2 separate regions of the Homo sapiens genome follow, and region 1 is linked to region 2. The links are chromatin contacts, found by POLR2A ChIA-PET in ENCODE. All regions are on one chromosome and are shown on one strand. Each heading gives the region's core, a stretch centred on a gene start or an enhancer-like site at or near the end of the contact. The rest is flanking DNA. Distances are from core to core; before and after follow the strand shown.

Region 1 (6,732 bases), core at 1,977-4,476, 4.5 Mb before region 2:
CAAGCTGCTTGGTCCAATTTCCAATCCATGGAAACCTTCTGGCAGTGCAGGAGATGGAGGCACGTGCTAAACCCCACCACGGGGTGTAAGATTTGGGCTGCGGGATTCTCCACAGAACCAGTGATCCTCCTTTTCAAGAGATAAACTGCAAGGGAAACTGGCAGATTAAAAGAAACCTAAGAAACATACCAACCAATTACAATGTTTTTTTTATTTGTTTGTTTGTTGGCAGAATCTCAGTCTGTTGCCCAGGCTGGTGTGCAGTGGTGTGATCTTGGCTCACTGCAACCTCTGCCTCCAGGGTTTAAGCGATCTTCCTGCCTCAGCCTCCTGAGTAGCCAAGATCACATCTGGCTAATTTTTTGTATTTTTAGTAGAGACGGGGTTTCACCGTGTTAGCCAGGCTGGCCTCAAACTCCTGACCTCAAGTGTTCTGCCCACCTTGGCTTCCCAAAGTTCTGGGATTACAGGTGTGAGCCACCATGCCCAGCTGAATGTTTGAAATTTGTTTGATTCCCGATTAAAAGAAAACTTTAAAAAATTAAGGTATTTAGGGAAGTTTGAACACTGACTGGATATTTGATGCTATGGAGAAACAAAGATTAATTTCTTGAAAGTATGATAATGATGTTGTGGTTTTTTGTTTTTTAAGATTCCTTCTTATATATTTCTGTATTGTTTTATTTAGTATGAGTGTGTATTACTTTTGCAATTAAAATAAGAGAATAAGATTTTTTTTTAAAAAAAAAAACTAGCCTTTTTACAGCCTGGGCAACATAGTGAGACCTCATCTCTACAAAAAACTTTTAAAAAATTAACCAGGCATGGTGGTGCACACCTGTAGTCCAAGCTACTGGGGAGGCTGTGGCAGGAGGATGACTTGGGCCCAGGAGGTCAAGGCTGCAGTGAGCTAGGATGGTGCCACTGCACTTCAGCCTGGGTGACAGAGTGAGACCCTGTCTCAAAAATATAAAAATAAAAAACACAACTAAATTTTTATATTAAACCAGGTACCGAATGGCATCGTAGGTTTGCAAATAAATGCTGAAATATTTATGAAAAAAGAGATTTCTTCTCTTTCAGAGATACATACTGAAATATCTATGAATGATGTTGAAGATTTGCTCAACTATAATCCGATGGCAGAGAGGGACTGGTAGAATAAAACCAAATTCACCCATGGTTGATAATTGTTAAAGCTAGGTAATGAGTACATGGATTTTCATTATAGTATCCCTCTGAGCAAATATTTGAAATTTTCTATAGTAAAAAGGATTTTTAAACAAGTGATTTTCCTCAAGCCAGAATGTTGGATGGAACATCACTGAAGTCTTGAAAGCAGCAGGAAGGCCGGGCATGGCAGCTCACGCCTATAATCCCAGCCTTTTGAGAGGCCAAGGCGGATGATCACTTGAGCCCAGGAATTCGAGACCAGCCCGGGCAACACGGTGAGACCCAGTCTCTGCAAAAAAAAAAATTAGCCAGTCACAGTGGCCCATGCCTGTCAAGTCCCAGCTACTTGGGAGGCTGAGGTGGGAGAATCACTTGAGCCCAGGAAATTGAGGCTGCAGAGAGCTATGATCATGCCACTGCACTCCAGGCTGGGTGACAGAGTGAGATCCTGTTTTATTTTTTTAAAAAAGAAAGCAGCAAGACCCTCTCTTCTCCCTACGGTCCACTGCATTTGCACACCACTGATCCCTAAAACCCAGCCCCGCAGTGCTGCCCCACTATCCACGGTGCCTTCGTCGGAGGGGGATGGCATGAAAGTTTCCAGTTGCCTGGCAATGGCTGGCAGCAAATCGATCTCCTGCTCTGTAGCACAGTAGTCGAATATTGATTATCTGGGTGATTTGAGGATTCAACTCTCTGGACGAACACATTTTTTTTTGGCTGGGGAATTGATTAGGACCATGACAGGGGGTAAGCTGAGGGAAGAGGCATTGCAGAGAAGGGCTGGGATGGGGCGAGGAGACAGGTGAGGAAGGAGTGTGGCCAGGGAGGGGGTGAGGAGAAGCTGCCTGATGTCAGACAAGGCAAGAATGTTTCTGAGAACTCAGCCCTTGCCCTCCACTCTCCGAGACCTTTTAGAAGCACTTACTTTTGATCTAGCACCTCTGCAGCTGGACGGCGCCTTGGGATGGATGGATTCCTAAGGATGGGTGACTGCACAGCATTCTGAGTGTGCCAGGATGATCTCTGTTACCAGCTAGTTCGAACTTTATTTTATTTGAGATAAGGTCTCACTCTGTCGCCGAGGCTGGAGTGCAGTGGTACTACCACAGCTCACTGCAGCCTTGACATCCTGGGCTCAAGCTATCCTACCACCCTAGCCTCTCAAGTAGCTGGGAGCACAGGTGTGCACCACCATACCATGCTAATTTTTTTTTTTTTTTTTTTTTGTAGAGACGGAGTCTCACTATGTTGTCCAGGCTGATCTCGAACTCCCGGGTTCCAGCAATCCTCCCACCTCAGCCTCCTGAGTAGCTGTGGCCATGCAGGTGCCACCACTCCCAGCTATTTAAAACATTTTTTTTCTTTTCTTTTTTTTTTTTTTTAGAAATAGAGTCTAACCATGTTGCCCAGGCTGGTCTCAAACTCCTGGGCTCAAGTGATCCTCATGCCTCAGCCTCCCAAAGTGCTGGGATTACAGGTGTGAGCCACCATGCCCAGCCTGGTTACACATATTAAGGAGGCCAAGCCTCCAGCATTGGGCCTGGATTTGGCCAATTGGCTCGAACAGCTGAACTAGCTTTGCTCTATGTATAACCATATTGATAATTAATAAGGTAAGGCTGTTTGCTGGGGAGCCTGGGCAAGATAATGAATGTGGCTCCATGTAAGGGACCCCCCATTCCTGGCAAATCTACTCCAAGTTTATTTTCTTCTTGTGGGAGGATCAGTAGTGTTAATTGCTGCCGATTTAATATTCAAAAGGACAGCTAGGGAGAATGTGGGAAGAAAGGGAAGCCTGCTCCCTTGAATTAGTCAACTATTATTGCTTAACAAATAATTCCAAAACTCAATGGCATGCAAAAGTGAGCATTTATTTCTTACTCATTTGCCTGTGGGTCAATGAGGGTTTGGCTGATCTTTTCTAGGCCCAGCTGGAGTAGGCTTCATGCTGCAAGCAGGTCCAGGCCTGCTCTGTGGGATTCCATCCTCATTGTGATGTAGGACAGGCGAACCCCAACGTTGAGGCTTAGCCCAGGAGGGTTCTTGTCTTTGCCCAGGAGATAATTCAAGGGCAGGCCGGTGGTGCTAAACAGCAATCTTTTCTGGAACGGTACTGCTCTTTGCAGAGCAGGGGTGACTCATAGGCAGTGTGCCCAGAGTCGGCAACATATGAGCTCTTGGTAACTGTATTTATACCCACTTATACCCACTTTCAATCACATGTCAGTTAAGGGGTTGGTTAATGCAGAGTGAGGGGGCAGATTATTTAGAACTCTCCAGGAAAGGGGCAGTACCTTCCAGGTCACTGCCATGGAAAAGTGATAACTTCCAGGTCATTGCTATGGCATTTGTAAACTGTGATGGAGCTGGTGGGAGTGCCTTATGCTATTGAGCGACGAGGGCAGCCAAGAATCACCCTGGTCATCATCTGCTGGTTTTCACTGGTTTCTTTACTTTATCCTGTCTGGACGAAATCCTGTTTGTTTTGGTCAGCATGGTTATGGCCAGAAAACAAATCCTACCAGTCTTTTACCTCAGTTGGACTTGTGGTTAGTCAAGGCACATCCTATTCATAGCAGAAGGCAGATGGGCAAGAGGGCAAGCCGTCCACATCAGCACTTCAATCTACTGCACTGATCACGTCTGCTAACATTTCATTGGACAAATCAAGTCCCAAGCTCAAACTCAATATTAGTGGAACAGGCTGGGCGCAGTGGCTCATGCCTGTAATCCCAGCACTTTGGGAGACCGAGGTGGGTGGATCACTTGAGGTCAGGAGTTCCAGACCACCCTGGCCGACATGGTGAAACCCTGTCCCTACTAAAAATACAAAAGTTATTTTGTATTTTGTATTTTTTTTTTGAGACAGAGTCTCACTCTGTCACCCAGGCTGGAGTGCAGTGGCATGATCTCAGCTCACTGCAACCTCCCAGACTGGAGTGCACTGGTGCAATATCAGCTCACTGCCACCTCTGCTTCCCAGGTTCAAGAGATTCTCCTGTCTCAGCTTCCCGAATAGCTGGGCCTACAGACACGCGCCACCACGCACAGCTATTTTTTTATTTTTAGTAGAGACAGGGTTTCACCATGTTGGTCAGGCTGGTCTCGAACTCCTGACCTCAGGTGATCCACCCACCTCGGCCCCCTAAAGTGCTGGGATTACAGGAGTGAGCCACCTTGCCTGGCCGTTATTTTGCATTTTTACTAAATACAAAAGTTATTTTGCATTTTTACTAAATACAAAAGTTATTTTGCATTTTTACTAAATACAAAAGTTATTTTGTGTTTTTTGGACTTTTTTTTATTATTATTATACTTTAAGTTTTAGGGTACATGTGCACATTGTGCAGGTTAGTTACGTATGTATACATGTGCTATGCTGGTGTGCTGTACCCACTAACTCGTCATCTAGCATTAGGTATACCTCTCAATGCTATCCCTCCCCCCTCCCCCCTTTGTATTTTTACTAAATACAAAATTTTGTAGCTGGGCATGGTGGCAGGCACCGGTAATCTCAGCTACTCTGGAGGCTGAGGCAGAAGAATTGCTTGAACTGAGGAGGCAGAGGTTGCAGTGAGCCGAGGTTGCTCCATTGCACTCCAGCCTGAGTGACAGAGCGAGACTCCATCTTGAATAATAATAATAATAATAATAATAATAATAATAATTTAAAAATATCAGTGGAGCAGGGAAGTACCCTCTGCCCACAGTGCACACAGAGTATCTGCTGAATAGTAATTTAATCTATCACAACTGGATACGGTTTGGATCTGTGTCCCCACCAAATCTCATGTCAAATTGTAATCCCCAGTGTTGGAGGTGGGTCCTGATGGCAGGTGATTGGCTCATGAGCGCGGTTTCTCATGAATGGTTTGGCGCCGTCCTCTTGGTGCTGTTCTCGTGAGATCTTGTCGTTTTAAAGTGTGTGGCATCCCCCTCCTTGCTCCTGCTCCTGCCATGTAAGATGTCTGCTCTTACAAGACATCTGCTCTTGCCCTCTGCCATGAGTCAAAGCTCCCCGAGGCCTCCCCAGAAGCAGACGCTGCCATGCTTCCTGTAGAGCCTGCAGAACCGTGAGCCAATTCAACCTCTTTTTCTTTATAAATGACCCAGTCTCAGGTATTTCTTCATAGCAGCGCAAGAACGGACTAATACACAACATCTGAAAGGCAGTCTGTGTTTTTTTTTTTTGTTTGTTTTGTTTTTTGTTTTTGTTTTTTAAATTTTGAGACGGAATCTAGCTCTGTCTCCAGGCTGGAGTGCAATGGTGTGATATTGGCTCACTGCAATCTCTGCCTCCTGGTTTCAAGCGATTCTTCTGCCTCAGCCTCCCGAGTAGCTGGGATTACAGGCATGCACCCCCATGCCCGGCTAATTTCTTTATTTTTAGTAGAAACAGGGTTTCACCATGTTGGCCAGGATGGTCTCGATCTCCTGACCTCGTGATCCACCCACCTCAGCCTCCTAAAGTGCTGGGATTACAGCTGTGAGCTACCGGGCCCGCGCCGGCAGTCTGTATTCCAGCTTGAATCGCCCCAAGAGAAGCCTTGATAGGAGAAGAATAAACAACAGTGTACACATCTTAGGGTAGCACTGGCATAGGCAGGCTCTCCTGCCCTCAATGGTTCCCAGAAATCGGTGGCAGAAAGCAGACAACTGATGTCAGAACCTGTAGCTGCTGGCTGCCATCACGGGGACCAAGGGAAACCCTGGAGGCTGGAGAGATGTGCCTGCAGCTCTTTTAAGCTGAGCAGTTTTTCAGCCTCAAAAGCTCTTTCCACGTGTGTGCCTCTGTGTGCATCTCCCCCTCCATTAATAGACTCCCAAGGGAGGGAGGGATAAGTCAGGCCTCCATCACTACCAGGCATAGGAGGGCAAACGGATTGCCAAGTCTGTCAAAGAGGCATCGAAGATCCAGTTGTGTTTGCACAGAAATCTCTGGCGCGTAATAAAGGCTGGGAAGCGCTAGGAGACTGGAATTAAAACACAGGCTGGCTGGTTACTAAATACAATGTGATCAGGTAGGTGTTAGCAGCTGTTTAAATTCAAGAGCAGAGAATTGCGTGTAATTCTATCTTGTGTAGCAACTACACAGGGCTCTGGCTGGGAACTGACACACTGTAACTGGGAAGGCAAGTGCATCTCACAGATTCCTAGGTTGGTGCAAATAGCAGGTGGGCCCAGAGAGCAGCTGGCAGGTTCCCATGGCTGAACATCAAACAGTGGGAGATGCTACCCCCTCTCCTTCCTGGAAGAAAGTGAGGAGACATGGCCTCAAGCTGGTGCGCAGAGGAGCCATGCTCCTTCTCTGCTTTCCACCTGCCCTGACGCTTTTTCTCCAAATGCAGGCTCAGAGATGAGATGGCAGCATTTCTGGAAATGGTGGAAAAGGCCCCCTGAAGAACAGAACAATGAACTAGCCTAGAAATATATTTAGGCCAAGAGAAGTGTATAAGAGTATTCTAGGCTGGAGGGAAAGCAAAAGGAAGCAAGAACTAAAAAATCTGAAAACAGCAAGGTGGTATTTATATCTGTCAAATATTGCCACAATAACGC
Region 2 (6,397 bases), core at 1,805-4,304:
GTGTTGTGCAACCATCACCACTATTTGTATTCAGAACTTTTTTCCAAGTCCTTTAAAAATCTTTATTGAATGAAAATTGGTATGCATAAATTGTACATTGTTTAATACACACATTTTGAAGAGTCTGGACGTATGCATACACCACCCCAAAAGGAAAGCCTGCGCTCATTAGGCGGTCATTTCTCCATTCTCCCTTCCCTCCAGCCCCTGCCAAACATTAGTCTACTTTCTGGCTCTATGGATTTGCCTATTCTGAATATTCTACATAAACAGAACCTCACAATATGTGGCCTTTCGTGTCTGGCTTCTTTCACAGAGCATAATAGCTTCAAGGTTCTGGAGATCCACTTTTGTCTTCTACTTAGAGGGTGGAGACTGATCTAAGGAACGGTGGGTGACCGCTGGAGACCTGTGGGGAGGTCTTAACTTATTTCTGGCAGTAGTTCCTTGTTCTTGGCAGCCTTGAGCCTCTGATCTCTCCAGCAGTGGCCTGGTACCTGGAGAATTTCTGCTGCATATTTGGGGAGGTCATTTTGACTTTCACTGAAACCGCCAGGCCCTCCCTCTTCCCTGGGCCTCTGCCACCTCCCTGATCCAGTCAGATGCTTCTGTCCTGCCATCTCTGGGTCAGAAATCTGACAACTCATGGAAACAGTTCATCTTTGGGCACTTGGGCTCAGCACACTGGGTAGAAAAGCCTCTCACTTTTAATCAGAGAGCCGGATGACAAAATTAGGGGTGTGTGTTTTGGGGTTAGCTGGGGGTTTGAGTCTCAGCTCTGCCATCACCTAGCTAGGTATCCTCAGTGCTCCCACCTATCAAATAGAAGTGGCCGTGCCCATCTTTTAGGACTATGATGATTGAATGCACTGATAACTTTAAGTTACTTTGTGTAGTGCCTGGTGTTTAGGATGTATACGGTAATTGGTGATTGTTAATGAAATCTAGGTTAAAAAGATAATCAGTGCAGTACCCCATCCTCCTACCACCCTATCAACGTTTGCCATTCTAGAGTTTTTAGCAACTTTTAGAAACCACACAGGGCTTTAGTGCATCTTGTCACTAGATGGATTTGCTAGTTTTCAGGATTCTAGAAGGCTCCAAACTCAGATCATGGTTTGGTCCGTGACAAGGAGAAAACCTTGGTTATATGCAAGACCGTAACAAAATTTCCCCATTTCTTTTCTTTTTTTCCTTTTTTTTTTTTTTGCCCCGCCATTTTTGGAATTTCTTATAGTCTAAGATGATTCTTACTATACTCATGTTTCCATCCCACCAAACCTTGAATCCATTGAGACTCAAATGGGCTCTAGAGAGCATGAAAGAGTTAACGTGTCCCTGAGTGCCCAGTTTCTTACAGGATTAGGGGAAAAGTGACTTTATTTTTATTTGCAGCCCGACTCAAGCTCAGTGTAATTCCACAAACTGTTGAATACCTTCTACGGGAGTTCACAGGCAGTCCGTGGGGATGGTCACAGGCACGTGATGTCAGGTTCTGTTTTTGGCTGTCTTGAGTGATTAGTGAGTTGCGTAACCTCTTTGTTCACCAGGTCCCTGTCTGGGAATCATTTGCCCTCAGCCTGTGTGTGTCCTGTGGGGCGAGAGGGGGAGTGCTCTGCTCACCACCCTGCACCCGCTGCCCGGCTCTGCTTCCCACTCTTGGCTGGTGCCCCGTGGGCCTTTCAGGCGATCTGGGCGGAAGTAGGTCAGGGACCTTCCAGCTGTGGGATCCCCAGTGGGGTGAGTCCGTTGCTTTGCTTGGCTGTTGGAGCTGAACCCACTTTTGTTTCCTAAAGGAGTAGCCTTTTAGTTTTAATTGAAAAAGCAAGCACCGTACTTCTGTCAAGCAAAAAGGTGTGAATTTCCTTCTTTTTTTTCCTCCCTGATATTATATGTGTATTTTTTTCTTTAGGAAGGGTGAGCCTGTGGATTTTCTTCCTAAAGTCAGTTTTATTGAGGAATAATTTACATACAGTAAAATTCATCCTTTTTTTAGTGTTCAGTGGACTCCATTTCTTTTTTCTTTTTTTTTTTTCTTTTGAGACAGGGCCTTGCTCTGTCATCTAGACTGGAGTACGGTGGTGCCATCAGAGCTCACTGCAGCCTTGATCACCCAGGCTTAAGCTATCCTCCTGCCTCAACCTCCCGAGTAGCTGAGACCACAGGCATGTACTACCATGCCTAGCTAGTTTTTCCATTTTTTATTTTTTGTAGAGACGGAGGTCTCACTGTATTGCCCACGGTGGTCTTGACCTCTTGGCCTCAAGTGATCCTCCCATCTCGGCCTCCCAAAGTGCTGGGTTTACAGGCATGAGCCACTGTGCCTGGCTAGGATTTCAGTTTTTAATGCAAGGCTGTCTTCCTAAAATATCCCCATAATCAGATTTGGAGTGCTGTGGCTTCATCTAGGCATGCAGAGTTGAGTACCTGAGAAGGCAGTGCTTGATGTATGGTCCTTGAGATGAAATGGATTCAGGCATACTAAGAAAGTGGTACAAGGGAGACACATTAAAATGAGTTTTTACCCTTTCATTGTGAGAGTTGAATGACAATTGCTAGACATTTGCCTATGTAGTTTTAGAAAGATTCTAACTGGAGCAGCGCTTGGCTGGAGGAGGTCAATTGTATGTCTGCGGAAAGGGTTCAGACAGACTTGTCATCATTTCCTGGCGCTGACCCTGGCTCTTACCTGGAAAGCCCCTAAACCACCCACCCCAGGGATCCACGGTGCAGGGAAGGTGGTCATGCAGAAAACAACCTCTAGCGAGTTGCTCGGCTGAGGCCCTCTGTAGGTGACCTTGTCTTGCCTCCAAAAGACTGGACCTCCTTTTCTTCTTCAGTGGTAAAAGGAGTTTCTTGGTGCCACCGTGGGCTCTGGGCAGAGACTGTGCCTTCCTCCCTTTTGTGTCTGAGTCGCCCCGCATGCTTTGGCGCAGGGAGTTTGGGCCAGAGCGATCTCCAGCCCCTTCCAGTTCACTGGCTCTGTGATAAGGTTCCTGGGGATTTTGTGTCATGTTGCTTGGAAACCAGATGGAAATAGGCCAATTACCATTGAAGTGGGGCGGCTCCTGAATGTTCCAGGACCAGGAGATTTGAGCTAGGCTTGGGACCTTCTCTTTGCTGGGTCTCTCCCTGGTCCTGCCTCCTAAGAAAGAGAAAACAAGCAAATACTCTGTCTACATTCAGATACGATGCCTTACATGAGAGTAAGAGAGCAGGAGGAAACTGCTCAGCTGCCTCATTTTCCTCCTGGGGTGGAGGTGGATGATTGTCTTGCCTTCAATCTTTAAGAGGCTGAAGCCAGCCTCTGACCACCTTGGGCATGATGGCTGGACCCGCAATGTGCCTGTCAGTAGAAGGAAGGGAGATTTCGAAGGCTGGAGAGGACAGCTTTGTCTCTTCGCAGCAGCCTGTGGGCTCCCAGCCATATCCTGGCTGAGCGATAGCACATCCAGCTTGCTTGGGGCCAGGGCTGAATCACCATGAATCCCCCACAGCTTGGCAGTGGCTGCTTAAAGAGACCCAGGGCTGAAATAACAGGGGAGGTTAGAGGCTCTCGCTGGAATCAGGCTAAATGAGAGAATGGCAAAGATGAGGGAATCTATCAGAATCTACTGAGATTCAGGGATAGGCCGGGCCTGTCTGCAGGGGAAGAGATGGGTGTGGGCATTGGAGCATTGCTACAGGAAGCCCAGGGGCCAGCTCTGTGGGCTTAAGCTCGATGCCTTCATTCCAAGGGGCCCTTCTACTAACACAATTTAACATGATTGAGAGTTTTCACTTTGCTAAAGTCCTTAAAGACCTTGCCACATTTAAGCCTACCCACTGTCACATATATATTGGCCCATTTTACAGATGAGAAAGCGAGGCGTAGAAGGATTAAGTAACTACCCAAAGTCAAGAGCAGATGGATTATTTCTCCCTCAGGTTGTGTCGCTACCTTTTTAGGCCAATCCTTTGTTAGCTTGCTTGCACAATGGGATTCCTAAGCCTGGAGGAAGCTACCTCTATCTGCAGTCACAGCTCATTGCTGTGTGTGCTTGATTAATGTTGGTCCTGTGTTAGTCTATTATCATAGTGCTATGAAGAAATACCCGAGACTGGGTAATTTATCAAGATAAAGAGGTTTCATGGACTCACAATTCCACATGGCTGGGGAGGCCTCACAATCATGGCGGAAGGAAAAGGAGAAGCAAAGGCGCCTCTTACATGGTGGCAGGCAAGAGAGTGTGTGCAGGGGAACTGCCCTTTATAAAACCATCAGATCTCGTGAGACTTATTTACTGTCATGGGAATAGCATAGGAAAAACCTGCCCCCATGATTCAATTACCTCCCACCAGGTCCCTCCCATGACATGTAGGGACTATGGGAGCTACAATTCAAGATGAGATTTGGGTGGGGACACAGCCAAACCATATCAGGTCTCCTTCCACTGGACTGGGGAGCTGGATGTTTTTGTTGCATATTTTATCTCCAATACTTGGCAAATTAGACTCTTTAATTGTTGAATGTGGCCAGGCATAGTGGCTCATGCCTGTAATCTCTGCACTTTGGGAGCCTGAGGTGGGAGGATCACTTGAGCCCAGGAGTTCGAGACCAGCCTGGGAGATATAGGGAGACCCCATTGCTAAAAAAAAAAAAAAAAAAAAAAAAAATTGGCCAAGCATGGTGGTGCATACCTGTAATCCCAGCTACTCAAGAGGCTGAGGTGGGGCTGAGTGCAGTGGCTCACGCCTGTAATCCCAGCACTTTGGGAGGCTGAGGCGGGCAGATCATGAGGTCAGGAGATCGAGACCATCCTGGCTAACATGGTGAAACCCTGTCTCTACTAAAAATACAAAAAATTAGCCAGACGTGGTGGCGGGCGCCTGTAGTCCCAGCTACTAGGGAGGCTGAGGCAGGAGAATGGCGTGAACCCGGGAGGCAGAGCTTGCAGTGAGCCGAGATTGCACCACTGCACTCCAGCCTGGGCAACAAGAGTGAGACTCCATCTCAAAAAAAAAGAAAAAAAAAATGAGGCTGAGGTGGGAGGATTGCTTGAGCCCAGGAGGTCACAGCTGCAGTGAGCCGAGATTGTGCCACTGCCTTCCAGCCTGGGAGACAGAGTGAGATCCTGTCTCAAAAAAAAAAAAATGTTGAAGATGTGAATGAATGAATGACCCCAAACTCTTATGGCTAACTTTTTTGCCACCTAGTAGACTCCAGCTGCTGCTAGGCTGGGTGTGTGTAGAATAAGGCCCTGTGAACACAGACATCCCTCTCGGGAATAAGAGCTGAGCAGTGCACTTCACGGTCCCCAGGCGGCCCACACCATCTGTTTGCTGCAGCAGGATGGCTTGGGTGGTCCATCCAGGGCCCTGCCCAGAGTCTCTTGGGGCCAAGGCTTTCCCACCCTGTCCCTCTCACTGCCCACCTCCAGGTAGGCACAGTAGGGAGGGCTGGCAGGAATGACCCAGGAGTGAAAGCAATCCTCTTGTCTTCTGGTGGGAGGATGGAGGGGCCAGGGCAAACTGTGAACCAGCCTTTGGACGGGGTACCCACCCACTTCCGTGACTCTCCTTGCCCCCCTCTGCTGGGCTCTTTAGGGAGCATCGAGCTCTCATGTTACTTTAGTGGTTGAGGCCACCCCTGGATTTCCCTCCTGAAGTGTCCCGTGTTGCAAATGGCCCTTTGTTCTTTCTTCTCTAGGGTATGGGAAATGTGGTGGCTGCCCCAGGTCTATGCAGCAGGGGAACCTGAGAGCCTCCTAAGGGAGGAGGGGCAGAGTTTTCTAGAAGCTGGTGTTCATGTAAATAACCCTGGGTGCTTCAGTGATTAGTCCCAGCTAGGAAAGTAGACAGAGAACCAACCCAATCAAGTTGTGAGAAATTGAAAGCACTCCAGCTTTCTTACAGATATTTTCTTTTTCTTTTTTTGGTCAGGGGGACGGAGTCTCGCTGTATCGCCCAGGCTGGAGTGCAGTGGCTTGATCTGGGTTCACTGCAACTTCCACCTCCCAGGTTCAAGCAATTCTCTGGCCTCAGCCTTTCAGGTAGCTGGGATTACAGGCGCATGCCACCATGCACGGTTAATTTTTGTAGTTTTAGTAGAGACAGGGATTCGCCATGTTGGCCAGGCTGGTCTTGAACTCCTGAACTCAAGTGATCTGCCTGCCCTGGCCTCCCAAAGTGCTGGGATTACAGGCGTGAGCCACTGTGCCTGGCTGATATTTTCTTTAAAATGAAATAAATATATAATTGGAGGGCATTACAGGTGATGTGAAGGTAGCAAGGCAGCTTGTGGTTTTTAAAGGAGGAGGAGTGTGGCTGTCCCTCAGTGACTCCTCTAAGTTCAATGACCTGGAGACCAAGAGAAGGGGACATTTGAGGATCTCGACCTTGTCCTTCCAGCAGGTGC

Evidence for each region. ChIA-PET counts read pairs that join two places held with the same protein, here RNA polymerase II (POLR2A).
Region 1: POLR2A ChIA-PET joins it to region 2 with 12 read pairs in IMR-90. The contact joins two enhancer-like sites. POLR2A ChIA-PET finds 5 or more read pairs at or near these places in 2 of 52 experiments (IMR-90 and activated CD4-positive, alpha-beta T cell).

What each region holds. Positions count from the first base shown.
Region 1 is chr17:77,042,310-77,049,041 of GRCh38, reverse strand. No RefSeq gene overlaps it. Among named protein-coding and RNA genes, the nearest start is that of SNHG20, 43 kb to the left of the region's middle. Within about 2 kb of position 3,226, at least 2 of the 41 ENCODE cell types and tissues checked have a DNase peak (open chromatin) inside an H3K27ac peak, as active enhancers do.
Region 2 is chr17:72,512,133-72,518,529 of GRCh38, reverse strand. The region is part of intron 1 of LINC00673 (long intergenic non-protein coding RNA 673); the gene reads left to right. Among named protein-coding and RNA genes, the nearest start is that of LINC00673, 77 kb to the left of the region's middle. RefSeq lists enhancers at 1,125-1,633, 2,596-2,785, 2,933-3,433. Within about 2 kb of position 3,054, at least 11 of the 41 ENCODE cell types and tissues checked have a DNase peak (open chromatin) inside an H3K27ac peak, as active enhancers do.